Linked DNA regions of Homo sapiens: region 1 is linked to region 2. A link is a loop called in an ENCODE intact Hi-C map of the cell type or tissue named here. Cell type or tissue: CD14-positive monocyte. All regions are shown on one strand. Each heading gives the region's core, and the rest is flanking DNA. Links, peaks and the distances in the headings are about the cores only.

The links. Hi-C counts contacts between places; a loop is a spot of excess contacts. Peaks named below come from ENCODE experiments on the same cell type or tissue, not always from the same donor. Only the 100,000 strongest peaks of a DNase experiment are listed, where the experiment ranks them.
Region 1: it touches region 2 in a loop (6-fold over the local background); 1 of 110 quality-filtered maps calls a loop at or near these places.

What each region holds. Positions count from the first base shown.
Region 1 is chr19:51,601,662-51,612,118 of GRCh38, forward strand. It overlaps SIGLEC5 (sialic acid binding Ig like lectin 5), which reads right to left. Exons shown (of 9, transcript NM_003830.4): 9 at 9,299-10,457. It also overlaps the pseudogene LOC339352. Among named protein-coding and RNA genes, the nearest start is that of LINC01530, 13 kb to the left of the region's middle. RefSeq lists an enhancer at 5,393-5,752. In CD14-positive monocyte, for the core only: a CTCF peak has its summit at 6,440; a DNase peak (open chromatin) is centred at 6,490; H3K27me3 peaks cover 1,666 bases.
Region 2 is chr19:51,824,739-51,836,150 of GRCh38, forward strand. FPR3 (formyl peptide receptor 3) reads left to right here. Exons shown (of 2, transcript NM_002030.5): 2 at 1-1,452. The coding sequence ends at 72. It also overlaps a transcript of ZNF577 not described here. Among named protein-coding and RNA genes, the nearest start is that of FPR3, 35 kb to the left of the region's middle. In CD14-positive monocyte, for the core only: CTCF peaks have their summits at 5,767 and 5,966; a DNase peak (open chromatin) is centred at 5,723; H3K4me3 peaks cover 702 bases; H3K27ac peaks cover 1,639 bases; H3K27me3 peaks cover 383 bases.

The DNA of each region.
Region 1 (10,457 bases), core at 1,591-9,590, 220 kb before region 2:
GGGGATCCGGCCCGGGCCCCCACTTCCGAGACCGTCCCCACCTTCTAGCGACTCCGGGCCTCCCGCCGGGATCCGACGCGCCCGGGTGAGGTCTGCCTGTAAATGACACTGTGAATAAACCCGTTACCTTACCTGGCCTTCCATGTGAGGTGGGAGGGGGATGGGGGCCCAGTGACCTGAAACCCTGAAGCTGGGACCCCAGACTTCGGGGTCTCAGGGAGGAAGGGTCTCGAGCTGGCCTTCTGGCTCTGAGGGAGGAGGGGGCTGGGGGGCCATCCTAGGTCTGAGAGAGGAGAGGACCAGGACTAGGGCTAGAGGAAGTGGGGCTGGGGACCCCAGGCATCTGTGGCTGAGGAAGGAGGGCCTGGGGTCGTGGACTCCTGGATCTCAGGGAGGAGGGGGCTGAACACCTTGTGATTCCTGAGCGAGTGGGGGTTGGTTGGGGACCTCCTGCCCAGTTCTCTGCTGGTTCTGGGTGCGCTCAGCATGGTCCTGACCCTCCTTGAGCACCAGATTCCTGATGTTTCCTGTTTGCCCGCAGTGGGGTAAGCGGAGTGACGTGACTTGATGGACACACGCCATTCACAGCCCCCGTCACGATGCCTCCCTTCCAGCGCTTCGTGTGCAGCGCGTGCTGCACCCTCATTTCGTCTCCTCCACGGCCTCACTGGCAGTAGCCTGAGCCGCAGTAACTGACCTGGGGGCTCCCACCAGGTTGGCCTGGCTCCAGAGCTGTCAGAGATTTTGGGATTGCCTTTCCCCCATGCTATCCTGTCCTCATCCATCACCACCTGAATCTCCCTTGCCGTCTCTTGTCATAGGTAAGGAGGGGCTGGTGGGCTTTGCAGACCTCTCAAGCTCTGAAGGCAGAGCTGCGCGAGCCTGAATCGCCGCTTAACTCTTCTGACCTTCTATTTCCTCCTCTGAAAATAGAAGCAACCCTCCCTCTCCACTCCCCCGACATCAGGGTACTCTTGGGAGGATTCAGTAACTTGGTTGTTCATATTAAGGTTTGGCCACCAGGGAGCTTTTAGTTTCAGGATTGCTGCTCAGCTGGTCCTGAAAGGAGTGAGGCCCAGAAACTTCCTGCCTAACCTGTGGGAGATTTGGTGTTCTCAGTCCCACCTCCGAGCTTTGCTGGCTTGCCTCCCTAGTCAGGAATGCCTTCCCTTTCCCATCTGCCTGCTCAAACCCTCCAGGGTCCTTACAGAAAGAGGACCTTCCTGATTCTCCCCTCCCACCCAGTCCAGGGCGTAGGGATCTCCCAAACCCCACCCCATAGGTCCCCCACCCATAGGTCCTGTCCTGACTCTGTGGCCTTCCCACCGTTTTGGGTTATGCTCTCCCTAATTAGACTGATCATTAAGGGCAAAGACCAGACCTCTCTCCCCATCGGACAATAACAGCATTATTCATCCAAGAAACACTTATTGAGCACCTAATGTGTGCAGGGGCTGTTCTAGGCACTGGTGAGAGAAAAAAGACAGAGTCTTTCATGGAACTTAGGGCCTTGTGGGAAAGACACCTATATAATGTCAGATAATTAGTGCTGTAGATAAGAAATAACATAAAGGGAAAAGGTGTAAAGAGCTGTTATTTTAGTTTGAAAGGCCAGGGCCTCTTTGAGAAGGTGACTTTGGGGCAGAGATCAAACAAAGCAAGCGAGGTTTCTAGCCATGATAGAGAAGCTAATGTCAGAACAACACTTCCACACTAAGACTGAGACCAAATGGAAAAACAGTACACACATACACACACAAAAACAATCTGATGACATTGGAGAGCTACCAAGTTGGCCAGGATCGCAGAGAAAAGGGAAGCTCATTCTCCTGGAGGGGCCAAAAGGCTAAGGAAGCAAGCAGAAAGCAGAGGATAAGAAGATGGGAACCTGAGTTGAGCTTTCAGCAGTGTTATGGCTGGGGCTGGAGACAGAAATCATGGTGGCCAGGTGCAGTGGCTCATGCCTATAATCCCAGCACTTTGGGGTGCCAACGTGAGAGGATCTCTTGAGCTCAGGAGTTTGAGGCCAGCCTGGGCAACATACAGAGACCCTGTCTCTACAAAAAAAAAAATTAATAAAATTAAATAAATACAAATAGATCATGGAGCCTGGTGCTACCAAGGTAGACAGGACTTGAGGGACCAAAACCCTGGAAGGAAGGGAAGATCACTGAGGTGAGCCCAACATGTTTAAACTCTCCTCTCAGCAGTCTGATGGAACTGGGTAAGCCAAATTTGATGTTCCGGGTCTGATAAGGAGAGGCCCAGTAAACACCCCAAACCTTCCATTAGAACTCAAGAAGGGTTACAGATTAAAAGTAAGGGTCGGCCGGGCGCAGTGGCTCACACCTGTAATCCCAGCACTTTGGGAGGCCAAGGTGGGCGGATCACGCGGTCAGGAGATCGAGACCATCCTGGCTAACACGGTGAAACCCTGTCTCTACTAAAAATACAAAAAATTAGCCGGGCGTGGTGGCGGGCGCCTGTAGTCCTAGCTACTCAGGAGGCTGAGGCAGGAGAATGGCGTGAACTCAGGAGGTGGAGCTTGCAGTGAGCTGAGATCGCGCCACTGCACTCCAGCCTGGGAAACAGAGTGAGACTCCGTCCCCCCCGCCAAAAAATATGGGTCAACTGGGAGTAGACCTGCCCACAAAAAGACCAAAACCCATCTTCAAACTCACTCAGCCTGGGGCTGGCTTAAGGGATCTGTCCCTATTCCACTTGCCAGAAAGCAAAAATAGGGTAGCCCTAGCCACATGAGCCGATTTATCTTTAAATTAATTAAAATAAAATTAAGGATTAAGTCCTCAGTCACCCTAAACACCTTTCAAGTGCTCCTTACCACCATATTGAACAATGCAGACACAATGCCTCCATCGTCATGAAAGTTCCATCGCACAGTGCTGTTCTAGACTGTACTAGAATCCAGAGGAGGAAAATTTCAGTCAGAGCTCAAAAAAATCTCTGCAGTTTTTCAAACAAAATACTAGAAATTCAACTAAAAATTAAAAAGTTGACAAGCATGCCAGGAGATATGACAAAATTGTTGAATACCAAGAGGCTGGGCATCAAGCACAGATGTATTTACAGGTGTTCTAGATATGAGTTTTAGGTATGGACTTTAATTGTCATCACGTAAAAACAGATGCTAAAATGGAGAGTTTCACCATTGTATTGGATTACATTTTTAAAAGAACCATTAAAATTGTGAATGTGATTAATAATAATAACCAGGCAGAATGGAGTAACTAGTACCAGACTTACCCTCCTGCTGTAAACAACTATAAAATAGCATAATGTATTAGGCAGTTTTCCCTGCTTTGCTCCACATGCAGGCCATCTTCCCAATTGCCAGCCCTGGGGATGACCAACACCAGCCTCAAATCTACCACCACCTGCTTGGCTGTGTGCTTACAGAGGTAGTAGCTACGCAGGCAACAGTTTTCCATAGAACTTTCTGAGATCCCCCTTTGGGGGTCCCATGGTAACAATGGGCATACTTGGCTTTTCATATATCCCTGCACGCTCTGTCTTGCCTACCCACACCTGTTCTTCAATGGAACTGCTTAATGATGCTCTCATGATCATCCTGCCTTCTCCAAAGCATCACTTTCCAGCTCTACCACATTTGCATTAAGTTCTAGGTCCTCTAGTGAGCGCTCTATTCTCATAAAACTCTTGGCTGCTGTTTCCCTGGCCACACTCTTGTCTGGTGGAGTGATGAAAACCTATGGAGATAATTTTAAGCTCTGGGTCACATTATCCTTCTTCAGGGCATATTTACTGTTGCTTGTGGCAAGCCGACCACTTCAATTTGATCAGATATTGAGGAAATTTGGTCTGGCTTTAATCCTTATGAGGTATCATCTAGTTCCAACTCATCCTTACTCTACAAGGTCCCAACCACAGCACTACAGTGTTTACCATGGCCCTTTTTCCTTGGCAAGCCCTCAGCCATAACTTTTATCATTCTATCCCCATGAGATTCAAATGTTCTACTTAGCTTTTCAGTCTATGCTTGGAATCAGCAACCTGTTTCATCCAAAGGATTGGGTTGTGGAAGACATGAAGGACCCTGAGCTGAAAGCAGAGGACCCAGCTCGGGGCTGATCCACAGGCCACTCCTGGTACCATACCCTCCTCTGTTCCCCAGGTCCTCCCTCTCCCTGCAAGTGCTGACCCAGACACCTGACATTCACATCCTAGGTATCCTGGAATCTGGGTGCAATGGGGCTCTGACTTCCCCATGTCAGAGCCTGCTGAGGATATAGGACACCCAAGAACTGTTACTGGGAATGGGTCACCCTGAGACACACCTCCCTCCACCCCCACACACACTTATTGTGGTTGTGATGATCAGAAGAGCTTGCACCTTGCACTTTTCTCACTCCAGGATCCCCAGATGGACCCAGATCCAGTTCGTGGCTATTGGTTCTGGAAGGGGGCCATCCTCACCTGGATCCTCCAGTACCAAACATAACAGAGTCTAAAATGTGAAAGAAGAAGGCAATGGCAAATCTACCTTCTCTGAGGCCTCCAAACTCGCAACTGGCCCTCAAGGATGAGAGGTGCTCAGATATGGGACACGGGAACACCTAAGCTCTCTGTAAGTAGAGTAGTACTCTACCTTTCACATTTAGAGGTTATGTTTTCTATTTGTGACAATATCTCACTAAAAGTCTTCTCCTCATGAGGGAAAAATGTCATGCTCCCCTCCTTCTTGGCATCTCTGTTGCTCAGTGAAGGTCCCCAAGGAGGTGGAATCAGCCTACGGTTCTTGGTGTCTCTTCTGCAGCTTTTGACCTGGTCTATTTGTGGAAATAGGAGGATCATGGAAATGGAAATGTTGACCTCTTCCACAAACCAAAAGACATAGGCTCTTCTAGAGTAAACACAAAAATTTCAAGATGAGAGATCAAAGCATGAGAATACAGAGGCAGTTTGTCCTGTACCACATCTTCAAATCTCAGACCTGCAGCTTCTATCCTGCATATTTCTCCAAGCTGTACCCCAAAATGATGACGAAGGACCTTCTGTGAAGTCACATTTCCTGCAATCCTCTTGTCCCTGCACCTGCACAGCAGGGGCAACAGCAGCATCTTGGGTTTGGAGGGGGGTGAGTCTGGGACTCCTGACATCGCCTGATGAGTCTCTTCTACCTGGAGATCAAGGCAGCTACAGAAAGAGCACAGCTAGAGACTTTTCCTGGATTGAGCTGCTCCAAGTTCCTCTCTCTGTTAGGAGTCCTCTTCCCTCAAACAACTACCAGGGAAGTGAAAGCTGACCTCCTTTTACCCCAGGCCTACTGATAACCTGTTCAGTGCCCCCTGCCATCTCATTCCTCACTCAGATGTTGCCTCCTCCAGGCATCCATTCCTACCTCTCCTCAGAAAATGAATGGGGCATGCCCCACCTCTTCTCTGTTCACTTGGAACTCGGAGATCTCTCTCAGAGCAGAAGAGTGTAGGAGCCCTGAAACTGAATCTTCTGCCCCTCCACCCATCACACAAGAAGTCACGAGAAGGTGGAACTGAAACTCACCTGCAAGGGGGGCCCTTCATGGTCAGAGACGGTGACTCAGAACTGAGGCCCTGGCTCCAGCTTCACACTCGACTGTGATGTTTGTGGTTTTTCTGGTGTCAATTTGAGTTCAGAAAGTCACTGAATTTTTGTATGTCTCCTCGCTTATTCTCAGGTTTCTGATAAGCCCTTCACTCACACCTTCAGTGTGAGTTTTGACTTCTTGACAGTTCCTCCAGCCCTATGGGCCTCCCATCTTCACAGTATTTATCAGATCTCTCCCTCCTTAACGCACATCCATTTTACCCTGACATTGCCTTGCCTGTTCTGCCCTTCATGACAACTCTCTCCATCCTGTGGTCCACTGAGGCCCCAGGATCCTTTTCCTAGTCTAAACACTTACTATTCATGTAGAATGAAGGAAAACTTAGAATTTATTTCTGTGACCCCTCAGCTCCAAATATAACTTCACAACCAGCCTTCTAATAGATCCTTCATTCCTTCATTTGAGCTGATTCAGGATTTGGCACAGAGTCAGGTATGGAAAAGGATCACATATCATGTTCTGTTTTTCAGAACACCATGACAGGACAAATAAGGGATTCAAAGCAAGAGCAAATTATCAACTCACTGGAAAAGGAAGGGAGGAAGAGATGGAGCCTACCACATAGAAGGTTTCCTGGAAGGAGTGAGGGCAGAGTCAGCCCAGAGAGGCAAGGATCCCAGTGGCCTGTGAGAAATGCACCATCTCTCTGAAGTTAAGTCTTCTCTTCCCTAAAATGAGGGGGACTTCAGAAGAAGACTGAGGAGGAGTTTGAATGTCCTCTGACCAGCACCTCTGTCCTGCAGCACAGAATGTAACCAACTCTGCTTTCCAACCTTCTTACCTCTGCATTTGAGACAGGACAGAGTTCTGCTCCCAGGGGGCGCTCCACCCGCCATGCCCGATTTGGGGAACAACTAGCCCAGGGTTGGCGCTGTCCATGGTTCTGCACCACAACTGTGCTCTGAGTTCAGGAAACTCCCAACTCTGCCATGGACACGAATTTACAAGCACACGGTTCTGAGCTGTAGGCCAGCGGGGCACCTAAGTCAGAGAGGCTTCGAAAAGGCTGGGTCCCTTTTGGGAAGGAGAGGCCAGGGAAAGAGACTTATCGCTGTGCTTTTCCTCTCACTCCTCTTGTTGAGCTAAGGATCATTCTTTTGAATTGTAGTACCGGCCTGGCTAAGGGACAGGGAAGAACAAGGTATTTTTCTGAAGTTCCAGATTATGCTGATGTTGCTGGCTCTTGGACCACGCTTTAAGTAGCAAGTCCGTGCCTGGATCTCCTCTCGGATAAGGGTTTAGGAAAGAGATGGACATTCACTGAAGCTCCCCAAGTTCCAGACTCAGGGCTGTGCTTTTCTATATATGCCTCATTTAATCTTCATAACCAACCTAAGAGAGGTTTGGTTAATAATTCTCATTTGACAGAGTGGGAAACAGAGACTGGATGTATACGCGATTTCATGGGGTCTCACATTATTGGTGCATATATATATGTGTGTGTGTGTGTGTGTGTGTGTGTGTGTATATTTTTTTTCTTTTTTTTTTTTTTTGAGACAAAGTCTCACTCTGTCACCCATGCTGGACTGCAGTGTCATGATCTCAGCTCACTGCAGTCTCAACCTCCAGGGCACAAGTGATCCTCCCATCTCAGCCTCCTGAGTAGCTGGGACCACAGGCACCTGCCACCATGCCCAACTCATTTTTGTTTATTTTTTGTAGAGATGGGTTCTTACTATGTTGCCCAGGCTCTTCTTGAACTCCTGGGCTCAAGCGATCATCCCATCTCAGCCTTCCAAGTAGCTAGGACCACAGGTGTGTGCTTCCATGCCCACTAACTTTTTTTTCTTTTTGTAGAGACAGGGTCTCACTACATTGCCAGACTCGTTCCAAACACCTGGGCTCAAGTGATCCTCCTGCCTCACTCTCCCAAAGTGCTGGGATTACAGGCATGAGCCACTGAGCCTGGTGATATTTTCCACTGTGATGTTGTCAAATCTATCAAGATTTTTGGTAAGAAGGATGAGTTTTTATTAACTTTTTGTCATAATCTCCTTAAAGAAAATTATTTTTTCTTCAAAAAATTTAAGAAAAGATGACTATCAGAAGATCAGACATTTCCTAGCTTGCAATATTTTTCCATGTTTGTGTTATCAGAAATATACTTACCATTCACATTGTGTGATCATCTGTTATGCTGAGAAATAGAACATGCGGGCACCCCAGGAATCTTAGAACCCCTCTTTGTTTCCCACCCTCCCTGACCTTCTTATGAGTACCACCTTGCTGATATTTGGGATTATCCTTTTCCCTGCCTTTGCCCATAAGCATAATACCTGTGTATATATTTTTAAGCAAGAATAATTGCTTTAAACATTCACACAAATGGAACAATGTGGTAATGTGTATTTTGTATGGCCAAATAGGACTGCACTAGCTTTCCTTTTATTAATGTCGGCATAATATACTTTCACTTTTGGCCTTCTCTATCCTTGTACTTTACGTGTATATGTTGTAAAGATCATATACTTGGAATCCATCCAAGTGGACTCTGTTTTAAACTGAAGCATTTATCCAATTATATTTAACATAAATATCCCATGTTATATTTTGTTTTCTGTATGTGTCACCAATTCTACATTACTTTATTTCTCCGTTTTGTTTGTTTGTTTTGTTTACTAAGTAATTTTGTTGTTGTTTGGCTTTTTGTTTGTTTTTTGAGACAAGGTCTCACTCTATCACTCGGCTTACTGCAGTCTCCACCTTCCGGGCTCAGGTGATCCTCCTGTCTCGGCCTCCCAAGTAGCTGGGACTACAGGCATATGCTACCATGCCTGGCTAAATTTTTTGTACTTTTTTGTAGAGGTGTGTTTTGCCATGTTGCCTAGGCTATTCTTGAACTCCTGGGCTCAAGTGATTCTCCACCCCTCGGCCTCTCGAAGTGCTAGGATTACAGGTGTGAGCCACTGCGCCTGGCTGGTTTACTAAGTTTTTAATAGTATACCTTTAGTGATCACTAGGTTGAAAGTTATATATTATGATTCTGTTCTTTTAGCCGTCATGAGAAAAATTTACAGCATGCCTTATTAACCTATCAAAGTCTTTAGTAAATGAAAACCTCTCTCTCCTCCTGGATAATATATGGATATTGGGACATGTAAAATACACTTACCTTGGTACTTAACTATTGTGATTGTCAGGAATTCTAAACTATCTTTTGTTTTTATTAAAGCTCCCCCATTTACTTGCTCTGAAAGATCATTATTGCTTTCTCATTTTTGAGTTGACTTTACTGAGTATAGATTGCAAATTGATGTTAGAAATAGTATTTGCCTTCTTCTACTCTCCAGGTTGCTACTGATAATTCAGTTGTCAATTAAATGACTTTTCTTTTGAAGGTGATCCTTTTTCTCTGGTAGCTGTTCAGATTTTTTTCCTTGTCTTCAGTTTTGATTCAGCCTTACCTTGACACAAACCCAATGTAGGGATGGTCTCTTTTGACATTTGCAACCTTTCGCTGGGCCACAGACTTAACCTTCATTTCCAGAGCCACATGCAAGACCAAAGAACCAAAGCTTCCTTTTTCAATATGAGCAAATGCCCCTGGGAATTTTGGCTTAGTGATTCTGCTTACTTCTCTGGGTTCAGCCTTTCCCCAGAATTTTGGCCTAAGTTTCCATTTTCTTTTCAGGCATTCTATACTATTTAAGGGAAGGATTCTTTTTCTACTCATTTTTTCCCCAAAAGATTTTATTATTTTCAACACAAGGCTTGATCAAAATTATCTAACCTGTCATAACCAAAACAGTAGTCACAATTCACCTTCTTTACAGTGATGAAAATGAAGTTTGGGTGGTAGATATTGAGAATCAATGTCCTCCCAGTACTCCACTGGAATTATCCACTCATTTCCTCATGACCACTTGCTGAAGTTTCTAACATTGTCATTTATCTGGGTTTGGAGATACCCTAGATAAGTAACTGGAGAATTTTTAGCTGCTTTTGGTTTAGCATTTTAAAAAATAAATTAGTTCAATTTTAGAGGAGGGAGAGTATAAGTTCTTTCTTCAGTCCACTCTTCCAACTCAAGACCACCCATTAACTCATGTTTGGAGGAAAAGATAGTGTAAGCCAGATGAAAGCAAGGAGGCATGGCTTCCAGGAGGAGGAATCTCAAATTGCAAAGACAGTGTGGTATGAACCAGCATGAAAGGCTTAAGGAAGGGTTAGGCAAGAGGAAAGTATAAATGAATAGATAGCAGGGAGATCATGAAGGACTTTATGTGTCAGGGGAGATGCTTGTGATATATTGTCTAAGGCCAGGGGGCCGTGAATGGGTTTGGGCAGGAAAGAGTTAGACTCAACTCTTTGGCTGTTGGAAGGATTCCTATGGGTCTCATAAATGAAGGACTGGAGCCAAAGGAATATGATGCAAGGATTGCAGGTAAAAGTGGGCAAAGATATGACTCTGGCAAGGATATAAGATCCCACATCATGAACCAAGTGCCAGGCTGAGGGGCTGGTCTTTCCTAGGGAGTCTTCGAAGAGTTTTGGGAAGGGGAGTGACACCAACATATTGCTGCCCTGTTTTTTGTGCCTGGTCATCCCCAGCCTTGAGAGAACTTGCCAGCAGGACCTTTCTATTCAAGGAAGAGAGACCAGAAAGCACTGAGCACAACGCCCTGTTCCAGGACCCATGTTGGTTGATTTCCATGTGTTGATTTCTTTAATGTTCACAACAACCTTTGAGGTAGCATGCATGATCTCTGATTTACAGAATGGGAAACTGAGGCACAGAGGGATGCAGTGAATTGCTTGATGACAGTGCCAGGGCCTAGATTTGAGCCCACCTCTCTAATTCCATCTGCTTGGAGCACTTAAACATCAGTTA
Region 2 (11,412 bases), core at 1,998-9,997:
TCAGCCCAGACCAGCAACACAGACACCACTTCTGCTTCACCTCCTGAGGAGACGGAGTTACAAGCAATGTGAGGTCGGGGATATTTTTGGGCTCTGTCTCTTTCTACCCTGCGTTAAGCGGAAAAAAAAAATTCTGACAGTGTTTTTCTTCCTCTTTCATACCACCACCACCACAATCATCAACATAAAGGAAGTCTGTACCAAATCTGTAGGGGGTTTTTCCCACAACCAAGCAATAGACACCAGCTGGGTGTCCTACAATTAAATTCCAACACTATCTACCTGGAGCTACTGTCAGATCCCACAGGTTTAAGGGCTCATTCCCCAAGTCTGCTCCTCCAGTTGAGACACAAGTCACAAATCCAGGCTTCTGAAACTTCGGACCAACCAGCTTCAATCAGGGTTCCCACTACCCCCTCTTTGGGGGTAGAGTGGCTCATGGAACTCAGAGAAACATTTATTTCGGCTTGCTGGTTTATTATAAAAGCAAGGTTTATTATAAAAGATACTACAAAGGATACAGATGAAGAGGCACATAGGGCAAGGTACGGGGTTCCACGCCCTCCCTGAGTGCATCACCCTCTGGGAACCTCCGTGTGTTCACGTCTCATGAAGCTCTCCAAATCCAGTCCTCTTGGGTTTTTATGGAAGCTTCATGATGTCAGCATTCTTTCCTCCAGTGTATAGGATGGGATCCTCTCTGGGGAGGGTCTTAAGACCCACAATTAGAAAGGCAAGGGAAGATTAGAGTCCTGCTTTGGGGTAGATGAAAGGAAAGGAGAGAGATTCTGTTTCCTGAGGCTTAATACACCCAACATTATAACAAAGGACTGTAGCAAGGGCTATGGGAGTTCTGAAGCAGAAACCATGGGCTAAAACCAACATACATCTTAATACCAGATACCCTAATCCCAGTCCTAACTTCATTTAACCTTGGTCACATTGAGTCATTCCAGGATGAGTGGCTCAAGTATTTCCTCAGGGAAAATACTTCTGTGCCCCCTGATTTGAGGGTAAGAAGTAGATAATGAGGCCACTGTGGGTGTTATTTTTTCATGTCTGGACCTCAGCCTATATCCTGAGACTAAGTGGAAGTGGGAAAAGAGTACAAGAGAAGAGACAAAGTGGGGATATTTGTAAGGCTTAGATGAGATAGTGTTTTTTTAGAAAAAAACTTTATCTTACCATTAAGTAAAATGTTTGCCATAGGCTTTCTGGGGCTTTCTCTTTTTAAAGTCAGACTGTTGAAGGTTTCTTCTATTCTTATTTGTTAAGAGTTTTCTTTTATTGTTTAAATCATGAATGAATGTTGAATTTTATTAAATGCAGTTTCTGTAAATATTAACGTGATCATATTATTTTTATTCTTTCATTTACATAATTATAAATTAGATTAAGTTTTCAATGTTAAGCTACCCTTGCATTTATGAAATAAACCACGCTTGCTCATGATGGTTTTTGAACATTTATAATCTGTCTCACAGATTTGTTTAGAATTTCTGTATTTATGTTTATGTAGAGATGGCTCTGTTATTTCACTTTTCTCTACTGTCCTTGTTAGCTTTTACATAAAACTTAGTTTTCCTGAAAGGAGTTTGGAAGTGATTTTCTGATTCTATCCTCGGGTATTATATCTTTGTTAAACATTTAGAAAAATTTGCTAGTGAAGCCAACTGGATCTTGGGTTTGCTTTTTGGGAAGGCTTTTAAATATAGGTTCGATTTCTTTAACAATTATTAGACCTGGCAGTTTTCTTTTTCACATTGTTCACTTTTGGTAAACTGTGATTTTCAAATTCAAGGAATTTGGCCATTTCATCCCAATTACCAAACTTTTGTAATCACCCAGTGGGTTCTCCCTGCCTGCTGCACAGACAAAACCAGTTTACTGAGACTGTAGTATTGCAGTAAAGAAAGATGCAGTATTGCAGTAAACATGATGCTGGCCACATGGATGAACTGGAGTTATCAGTCAAATCAGTTTCCCTCAAGGCTGAGAGATTATGGTTTTTCAAAGATAGTTTGGTGGGCAGGAGACTAGGGAATGGGTGCTGCTGACTGGTTGGGAAGGCAATCATAGGAGAGTGGAAAGTGGTCCTCAAGCACTGAGTCTGCCTTGGAGTGAGGGGGTCACAGGACCACTTGAGTCATAAGTCATGAGCCCTGGTAAGGTCAGTCAGTTGCTAGAATGCAAGTCTGAAAAACATCTCAAAAGACTAATCCTAGGTTCTACAATAGAGGTGTTACCTATAGAAGTGATTGGGGAAGTCACAAATCTTGGTCTTTACTGCCCAGGTGTCTCTGGCCACATGACGTCTGGCAATAAAGGATTATAGAAACTATAATCCTACATTTTAGCAGAATTCAGACTCCTTGAATAATCCTAATCTTAGGGCCTTTCATTACTTTTCAGTCTCAGAGCAAGAAGGGTGTTAGTTAGGGAAGGCCTACTATCATCCTTGCTTCCATGTTAAACTATAAACTAAATTCTTCCCCAGTTATCTTAGCCTACAACCAGGAGTGAACAAAGACAGATAACCTTTGAGGCTAGAGGCAGGAAGGAGTCAGCCACGTTAGATTTCTCTCACTGTCAAAATTTTTGCAAATGTGGTTTCACTTATTGGCATGAGACAGTATAATAACTGTATGGTACTTGATATGTTTCTTTCAAGTAATGAGAATGTAAGCTATCTGAGGGCAGGTATTTTGGTCTATATTGTTTGCTGATGGATCCCAATCCCCTGCAAATAAGATAGTGTCTGATATGTGATAGGCACTCAATAAATGTTTATGGCATTGATAAACAATAATATCACTTAATGTCCAGTCAAAATTATCTCCAGCCCTCATAATATGAATCAGGTCAGGTCTAGTAAATTCCCATCCTCATGTCCACAGTATTTGTAAATTCCCAGCTGGCTTACATTTTCATGAACATTTCTGATTTTGAGTTTCTGCTTAAGTAAACTACTCTGGTTAACCATTGCCTAAAGACTTCATATTTAAATAAATAACTCATAACTCAGCCCTTTACCTTGCTTTCTGCACATAAACACTCAGAAATTGTCAATTCTGTATTGTGAACATACTTTCCTGATGCACTGGCAAAAGACACCACTCAACATGAATATCAGGCAATCCTGTTATCAGTGTTCTCACTCACCCCACTGCTTTACTCATTTTCTTCTCCTTTTCCCTTCTGTCTCTCCTAAAGTTATTGCATTTCCAAGGCAGAGCACTTTGCGCATTTCATTTGCACGTTTGACTCCTATAAATGCTTTAGAGTTCCCAGGAGGTGTATATTCTTAAATGCCCAGCCAAGGTGTAGCCATAGAAAATAAGGAACAAGGCTGGGCATGATGGCTGACTCCAGTAATCCCAGCACTTTGGGAGGCCGAGGTGAGTGGATCATTTGAGGTCAAGAGTTCTAGACCAGCCTGGCCAACATGTTGAAACGCTGTCTGTACTAAAAATACAAAAATTATCTGGGCATGGTGGTGTGCACCTATAATCCCAGCTACTTGGAAGACTGAGGAAGGAGAATTGTTTGAACCTGGGAGGTGAAGGTTGCAATGAGCTGAGAATGTGCCACTGCACTCTAGCCTGGGAGACAGAGAAAGATTCCATCTCAAAAAAAAAAAAAGGAGAAGAAAAAGAAAAAGAAAATAAAAAGGCACAAGGACAAAACCTAGATAGGAGAGCCAGGGCTTCCAGATGGGCTAATTAAGAGACTTCCTCCACTGCCAGGACAGGGGATTCTTACTATTCCTTCCCACTGGCCTTGGTTAATTGCAGTAGAACAGTGCCTGCTACATCCTCTCCATTTTTCTTTTCCTCTTTAGGAGTTTTCATTGTGGAGTCTCAATTCCCATTGCATTATGATATATTGTGGGTTCAGGAAACTGAGATTTTTTTTTTAAAGTTATGGGACAGTTACCACAAAGAAATACTTCCCAATGTATGTCCATGTGGATGGCTCACTAACTTCCTGTATCAGGCCTGGTCGGTCTGGGACAGCACTACTGCTTGCTGGTTTTAGATTTTTTGTTGCTTTGTGCAACTTAGTACTGCTGTTGTCAGGTGTTGCCTTGGGGACTCTCCAGAAACTCTGGTGAATATAGACAGCTCTCTGAGCCTTCAGGCTCCCCTGCAGCTCCTGGAGGGCAGGTTTCATTGTAATGAGGATGTTTCGCTATGAACAGTAGTCACTCTTTCTCTAATCAGGCCCCTGGTGACAGGCCACTACTTGAGGGCACGTTGTCCCTTGAGCTATATATGCTGCTCTTGTTACATGGGGTCTTGGTAGTAGTCTGGCCTGTACTGGGTATAAGTTGCAAAGTCCTGGTCTCCAGCCAGAGTGAGCTGGCCAGTATGGTGAAACTCTATGTCCATCTCTGCCAGGGTCCAACCTGGCCGAATGACAGATGAAAAATGCACTCTGAGACTGATATCCAGTGAAAAAGCAGGCTAGGGGACTGGGCAGCTCACAGACACCGAGGAGGGAGCTGTAAAGAGTCAGTAGCCACAGCCCCGACAAGCTGGCACTGTGGGCATTTATTCAGTACAGATTTAATGACAAAGGCCTGGAGTCAACACGTCTTGTGGGTAATTAACATTGTCACCCCCCACCCCCCAAGACAGCAGTCCTGTGCACAGATGATTAAATACCAGGTTCCGAGGCCTAAGTAAACTAACTTATCTAGATCAATTCCTTTACACTTCCTTGTTATCCATTCTGAGAAAATTCAGCTGCCTTCAGCCAAATCCTCTTCTGAAGCTATGCAAATCCCAGGCCTTCCAAGAAGGTTTGCATCCTTTTCCTATAATTTATCTTACAACTTTTCCCACCATCCTGACCGATCTCCTACACATCTCACTGATGAGAGAGCCACAGGATACCAGGCTCCTGGGTAGCAGCAATTCCCTCATAGTGAAGTCAGAAAAGATGATAAAATGCTGGGCTTCAGTGTGTTGATAAAGGAGAGCCAGGATGAAAGGATCAAGTCACCTAAGCCTAACCTGTAATATGGCAACTGCACAAGTCCCCTTGGCAATTTTCAAGAGCAAGTGCTGCTGAGGCCAGTGCCTCCTTGGTTGCTGCATTCCTTCCTGCTATCACTCCTTGTCCCCACTAGCCACTCAGAGGTCAAGTGGGGCACCTTCAAAAGGGAAACAACTGCCCACAAGGCCAGTGCAAATGGAGCTCACCCCCAGATGTTTTTAGTAACAATTTGTAAAGTCAAAACAACAGGGTGCCAAACCCAAGGTCATCTAGATTTTCTCCTGTTATCTTCTAGGAGTTTTATAATTTTGTCTTTTACATTTAGGTCTGTGATCCATTTTGAGTCCTATTTATCTGGTGGAAACCTGACTGACATAGCATATGCTTCTAGTGTTTAAAAAAAAAAAAAAAAACAGAGGAAAGATGAAGCATTAACTAATATAAATTAGTAGAAATTGAGTGGAAGAAATGAAAATAGTCTCTCTGTCTACTTTATCATGCCATTTTCTTTTTGTGTTTTTGCCATCAGCATATACATCTGTTCTCTAATCTACTAACTGAAAACATAAAAACCTTTTGTACCACACGCGTCCTCCTGAACTTTACAACAAATTTCTCTGCTCTCCTTGACAGCAAACTCAAGGGTCACTTCCAGTTTCTTTCTCTACTTCCTCATTTCACATTTTCTCCAGAACTCATTCTAAATGGGTTCATGTCCTGATTACTGCAGTGGGACTACTCTTATCAAGGACAACAGTGACATCCATTGCCATGTTACTGCACTGCAGGTTCAGACATTTGGTGCTTGCCTATGAATCCAATGGAGTAAATCTAAGTCATATATGCTTATCTGATAATGATGGGAATCTTAGGCCCCTAAGCATATATGACTCAGTTGTCCACACCCTTTTATTTTAAAATATATAATTCTCTTGGTGACATCACACTTGTTTGGTTTTCTTCCTACCTCAGTGATTTATCTTTCTCAATCTCCTTGACTGGCTCTTTTCTGACTTTTAAATGTTGGTGTACCCGAGGGCTCAATTCTAGACCCCCCTCATCTATTTGCATCAATGCAGTCATCCTAGGTAATGTGTTCCTATAACTTGAAATCCCATCTGTACATAAATGACTCCCCCTAAACATCCATCATAATCCACAACTTCTCTTCAGGACTCCAGACTGGTATCTACCTCCCTCCTCTGCATTTCCACTTGAAAACCTATGGGGCATCATCAAAGTAAAACTATCAATTTGATTCCCCCTGAAACAGTTGCTTGACAAATCTTCTACATTTCTTCCAAATTTAGGAAAAGTCATCACACTCTACCAAATGTCTTAAGTCCCAAATATAAGTAATTATTGATTCTTTATTTTATTTATTTATTTTTTATGAGATGGAGTCTCACTCTGTTGTCCAGGCTGGAGTGCTGTGGTGCGATCTTCACTCACCGCAACCTCTGCCTCCAAGGTTCAAGCAATTATCCTGCTTCAGCCTCCTAAGTAGTTGGGGTTACAAGGTTCATGCCACCCCGCCTGGCTAATATTTGTATTTTTAGTAGAGATGGGGTTTCACCATGTTGGCCAGGCTGGTCTCAAACTCCTGATCTCAAGTGATCCACCTGCCTTGGCCTCCCAAAGTGCAAGGATTACAAGCATGAGCCACTGCACCCGGCCTATTGATTCTTTTAATCTAATCCATCACCATATCCCATTGACTCTATGTCAAAAACGTGGACCAAATCTGTGTGTTTCTTTCCTGTCCACTACCACCTGACTTCAAACCATCATCATCCGGACCACTACAATAGTTTCCTAATCTTTCTGCATTCACTCTTGCTCTACAGCAATCAGTTATTTACACAGCAGCCAAAGTTTTTTTTTTCTAATATAAACATGATCGTGCCCATCTCTTGATTAACACCCTCCAATAGCTTCCCATCATGCTAATAATAAAAACATCTGAATCCACTATCTGACTCCCAAAGCCTCATATTATCTGGCTTTTGCCTGTCCTTCTGATGGTCTTCCTCAACAGTTTTTCTTTCATCGATTATGTTAGTAATTACACTAGTAATATCTTTATTTCTCAAACATACCAAATCATTCTTGTCTCAGAATCTTTGTACTAACTGTTGTCCTGCTTGGAATATTCTTCCTCTTGAACTTTCATGTGACCAGTTCATGTAATTCTAATCTCAGTTTAAACATAACCTCCTCAGAACATTTTTTTCTGAGTCCCTAAGATAACGTAGCCTCTCAGGCTCTCTCCAGTCTAGTTCAGCAAATATTTTAGTTCTTTTCATAGCACTTGTTGTAGCTTTTTGTCAATCACAAAATCACCTCCCTTCTCTCATTCTTTGCTGGTCTGAGAGCCTTTGACGCCTCTGTTTTTCTTCATCTATTGTAGCAGCCTCCACATTCATCTGTCATTTTTCAGTGAGAAAGAGAGTGGGTATCCAGAAAATGAGGTCTGAACCATATACAGCAGAGTTTGTTAAGCCTGAGGTAGACACCTGGTAGCCATTAAAAGATACAGAGCAATGTGATGATCTGCTCTATTTTTTTTTAATTTGTATTGAGTCTAAAGCTTAACCATAATTTTCTTTTTTTATTTTTATTTTTTATTTTTTTGAGACAAGGTCTTACTCTGTTTCCCAGGCTAGAGTGCAGTGGTGCAATCTCAGCTCACTGCAGCCTCTGCCCCCTGGGCTCAAGTGATCCTCCTGCCTCAGCCTCCCAAGTAGCTGGGACTGGAGGTGCAAACCACCATGCCTGGCTAATCAACCATAAAAATTTTTCATTTTTATGAAGTCCAACTTATTCCTTTTTTACAGATTGTGCTTTTGGTGTCATGTCAAAGAATTCTTTGGTTAGCTCTTGGTCCTGGACATTTTTTAATGTTTTCTCCTAAAAATGTAGTAGTTCTACATTTAATATTTAAATCTATAATCCATCTTTAATTATCTTTTGCAAAGAATGTGAGGCTTAGGTTGAGTTTCTTTTTTGTTAATATTTTTAATGTCCAATTACGCCAGTATCATTTGTTGAAAATAATATTCTTTCTTCATTGAATTTTTTACGTATGTCAAAAGTCAATATTGTGTGTGGATCTATTTCCGGACTCTATTGTGTTCCATTGGTCTGTCTACCGTTTAGCCAATATCACACTGTCTTGATAATTGTAGCTTAATAGCAAGTCTTGACATACTCCAATGTTGTTCCTTTTCAAAAGTAATTTGGCTATTTTAGTTCCTTTGCCTTTCGATATAAATTTTTAGAATTAGGTTAATGTTTTTTTAACTTGAATCACATTGAATCTATGGATTTGCTTGAAGAAGAACTGATGTCTTAATCATATTCTGTCTGCAGTACTCTCTTATTCAGTACTAATCTTTCAACTCTATCTGCCTTGTTCTTCCCAACTCCCAACTTTATCTTCTTATTTCAAAGAGTCTACCGGGCTCTACCTGTGTTTCCCCTCCTACTCTGTGGCCTGGGAACTCTCTCAAGTCAGTAATCAAGGCAATCACGGGAATCATCTTATTTGTTTCCCCTTTTTTGGAGATTACAATGCTATACTACCTGTTGTCCAGTGTCAGAAAACCATTCTTTCCCATTTTCCCTAGATTTTTAGTTGTTTAAGGTAGGAGCATAAATCTGGTCTCTCTTATGCCATCACCGCTGGAAGTAGTTATGTTGATTGTGTTTTAAAAAGTCATTTTTTGCTTCTGTTCATGGAGAGAGAGAGCTGTTTGCAAAAGCTAGTTCAGGCATCCAGACAAGAGATGGCATGAGCCTGTAGGTGATTCTTGGGGTGCATAAAATCAGCAGCACTTGGATTTTGCTTACCAAATGAGAGAAAAATCAATAATAAATTTTAGACTTGGCACTTAATCTACTGAGAGGACAATGCCTCTGATTCCTAAAAGAAAGAAAACTGAGGAAGGGGCAGGTCAGGGAATAGGAGAACTGGGGATACTGTTTTCAGAATGTTTAGTTTGTCATGCCTACTGCTTGTGTTCACAGAAATTCCAAGAAGTTGACTGATTTTATGAGGCTGGAATTTTGGGAAGTGGTCAGGGCTGATGGTTTAGATTAACAGTTAGGGGTACAATATATTTTTTTCTTTTAGTTTTAGTTCACATCGTAATTGTACATGTTTAAGGGATACAGAGTGATATGTTGATACATGCATACAATGTGTATAATAGTCAAATCAGGGTAATTAGCACATCCATCACCTAAAACATTTATCATTTCTCTATGTGGTGAAGATTCAAAATCCTCTCCTCTAGCTTTTCAAAAACACACAATAGATTTTTTTTTTTCTAGCCACTTATGTAGCTACAAAAATAGTACTGGAGTAGGGGCAGGGTCTTGCTCTGTCACCCAGGCTGGAGTGCAGTGGCACAATCATAGCTCACTGCAGCCTTAAAACCCTGGGCTCAAGTGATCCTCCACCTCAGTCTCTGGAGTAGCTGAGGCATGTGCAGCCACACTCCTTTTATTTATTTATTTGTTTTGTGGAAACAAGGTCACACTATGTTGCCCAGGCAAACTCCTGGCCTCAAGATACAGAGAATTAAAAAGCACAATCAAGTAACCTAACTGACATTTATAAACCATTTCTTACACCTAAGAGTAGGATATTTCACATAATACCCAATATAATTCTTTTCAAGTGCTGGGTTATAAAATAAGTTTTAATAAAAATCTAAGGCTTTAAATTATACTAAGTATATTCCATGACCATAATCTATCAAATTAAAAACCAGCAATAACAACATAACTAGCAAATGCCCAAATCTTTGGAAACTAAACAACATATATGTAAATAACCCATGGGCCAAATAAATCTTAATGAAGATTAGAAAATATTTTTAACTGAAGGATAAGAGGAGTACATTTCAAATTTTGTGATTTAAAGCTAAAGACAGTGTGCACACGATTTTTTTTTTTAAGACAGGGTCTTGCTCTGTCACTCAAGCTGCAGTGAAGTGGCAGAATCACGGCTCACTGCAGCTTCAACCTCTTGGGCTCAAGCAATCCTCCTGCCTCAGCCTCCTGAATGGCTGAGGTTATAGGCACTCACCACCACATCTGGCTAATTTTTAAATTTTTTTGTAGAGGTGGGGTCTTGCTATGTTGTCCAGACTGCTCTTGAACTCCTGGCCTCAAGCAATCATCCAACCTGAGCCTCCCTTACAGGGGAATTTTTACCTTAAGTGTTTTTATTAGAGAATAAGTGTGTGAACTCAATGATCTAAGTTTACATTTCAAGAAGCTAGAAAAATATCAAATTAAATCTAAAGAAAATATAAGAAAATAACTTTTAAAAGTGGAAATAAATGAAATAGAGATCAATAGAAGAGGAAATATTAAAGTTATGTTAAGATATCAATAAAATGGATAAGTTTCTAGCAATACTAATCAAGAAAAAAGAGAAAATACAAATGACCAATCTTAGGAATGAAAAAAGGAACATTATTACAGAGACTAAACACACTAAAATGATATTACAAATCACTTTATAACATTATATTTGACAATTTAGATGAAATGGACAAATTCCTTGAAAAGCACACATATGAAACTGTCATAAAAAGAATTAGAAAATCTAAATAGTCCAATACCTAGTAAAGAAATTGAATTTCTAATCAATACCCATTAAAAAAAAAAAAAACTTCAGGCTTGCATTGTTTCACCTGTGAATTCTACTGAATATTTAAGAAAGAAGTAACATCAGTCTTACAAGAAACACTTCCAAAAGACAGGGAAAAAAGGAACACTTACTAGTTTACTTTTAAATACATCTGTTCAATACAAAAATTGTGCTTGAAGAATAAAGTGATTTTTATGAACTGAAGTTAAAATTAATATTAATAAATTTTTTATTTTAACCAATATTTCAGAAAAGTTATGTTTTCACTGACATGGCCAGACATAACTGAAATCAGTATCTTTTTTTTTGAGACAGTCTTGCTCTGTTCCCCAGGCTGGAGTGCAATGGCACGATCTCGGCTCACTGCAACCTCCGCCTCCCTGGTTCAAGCAATTCTCCTGTCTCAGCCTCCTGAGTAGCTCGAATCACAGATGCCTGCCACCACGCCCAGCTAATTTTTGTATTTTTAGTAGAGATGGGGTTTCACCATGTTGGTCAGGCTGGTCTTGAACTACTGACCTCAGGTGATCCACCTGCCTTGGCCTCCCAAAGTGCTGGGATTACAGGCGTGAGCCACCGCACCCGACCTTGAAATCAATATCTTAAGTAATGTTTGGATCATGCAATTTTAAAGTGACACATACTTTACACATTAGTGGTTTTAAAAAGTTTTTCTCACATTGATGTCATGGCAATAAATGGAAGAAAAAAATACCTAGTTCTTGAAAACAATAATAAAAACCTTT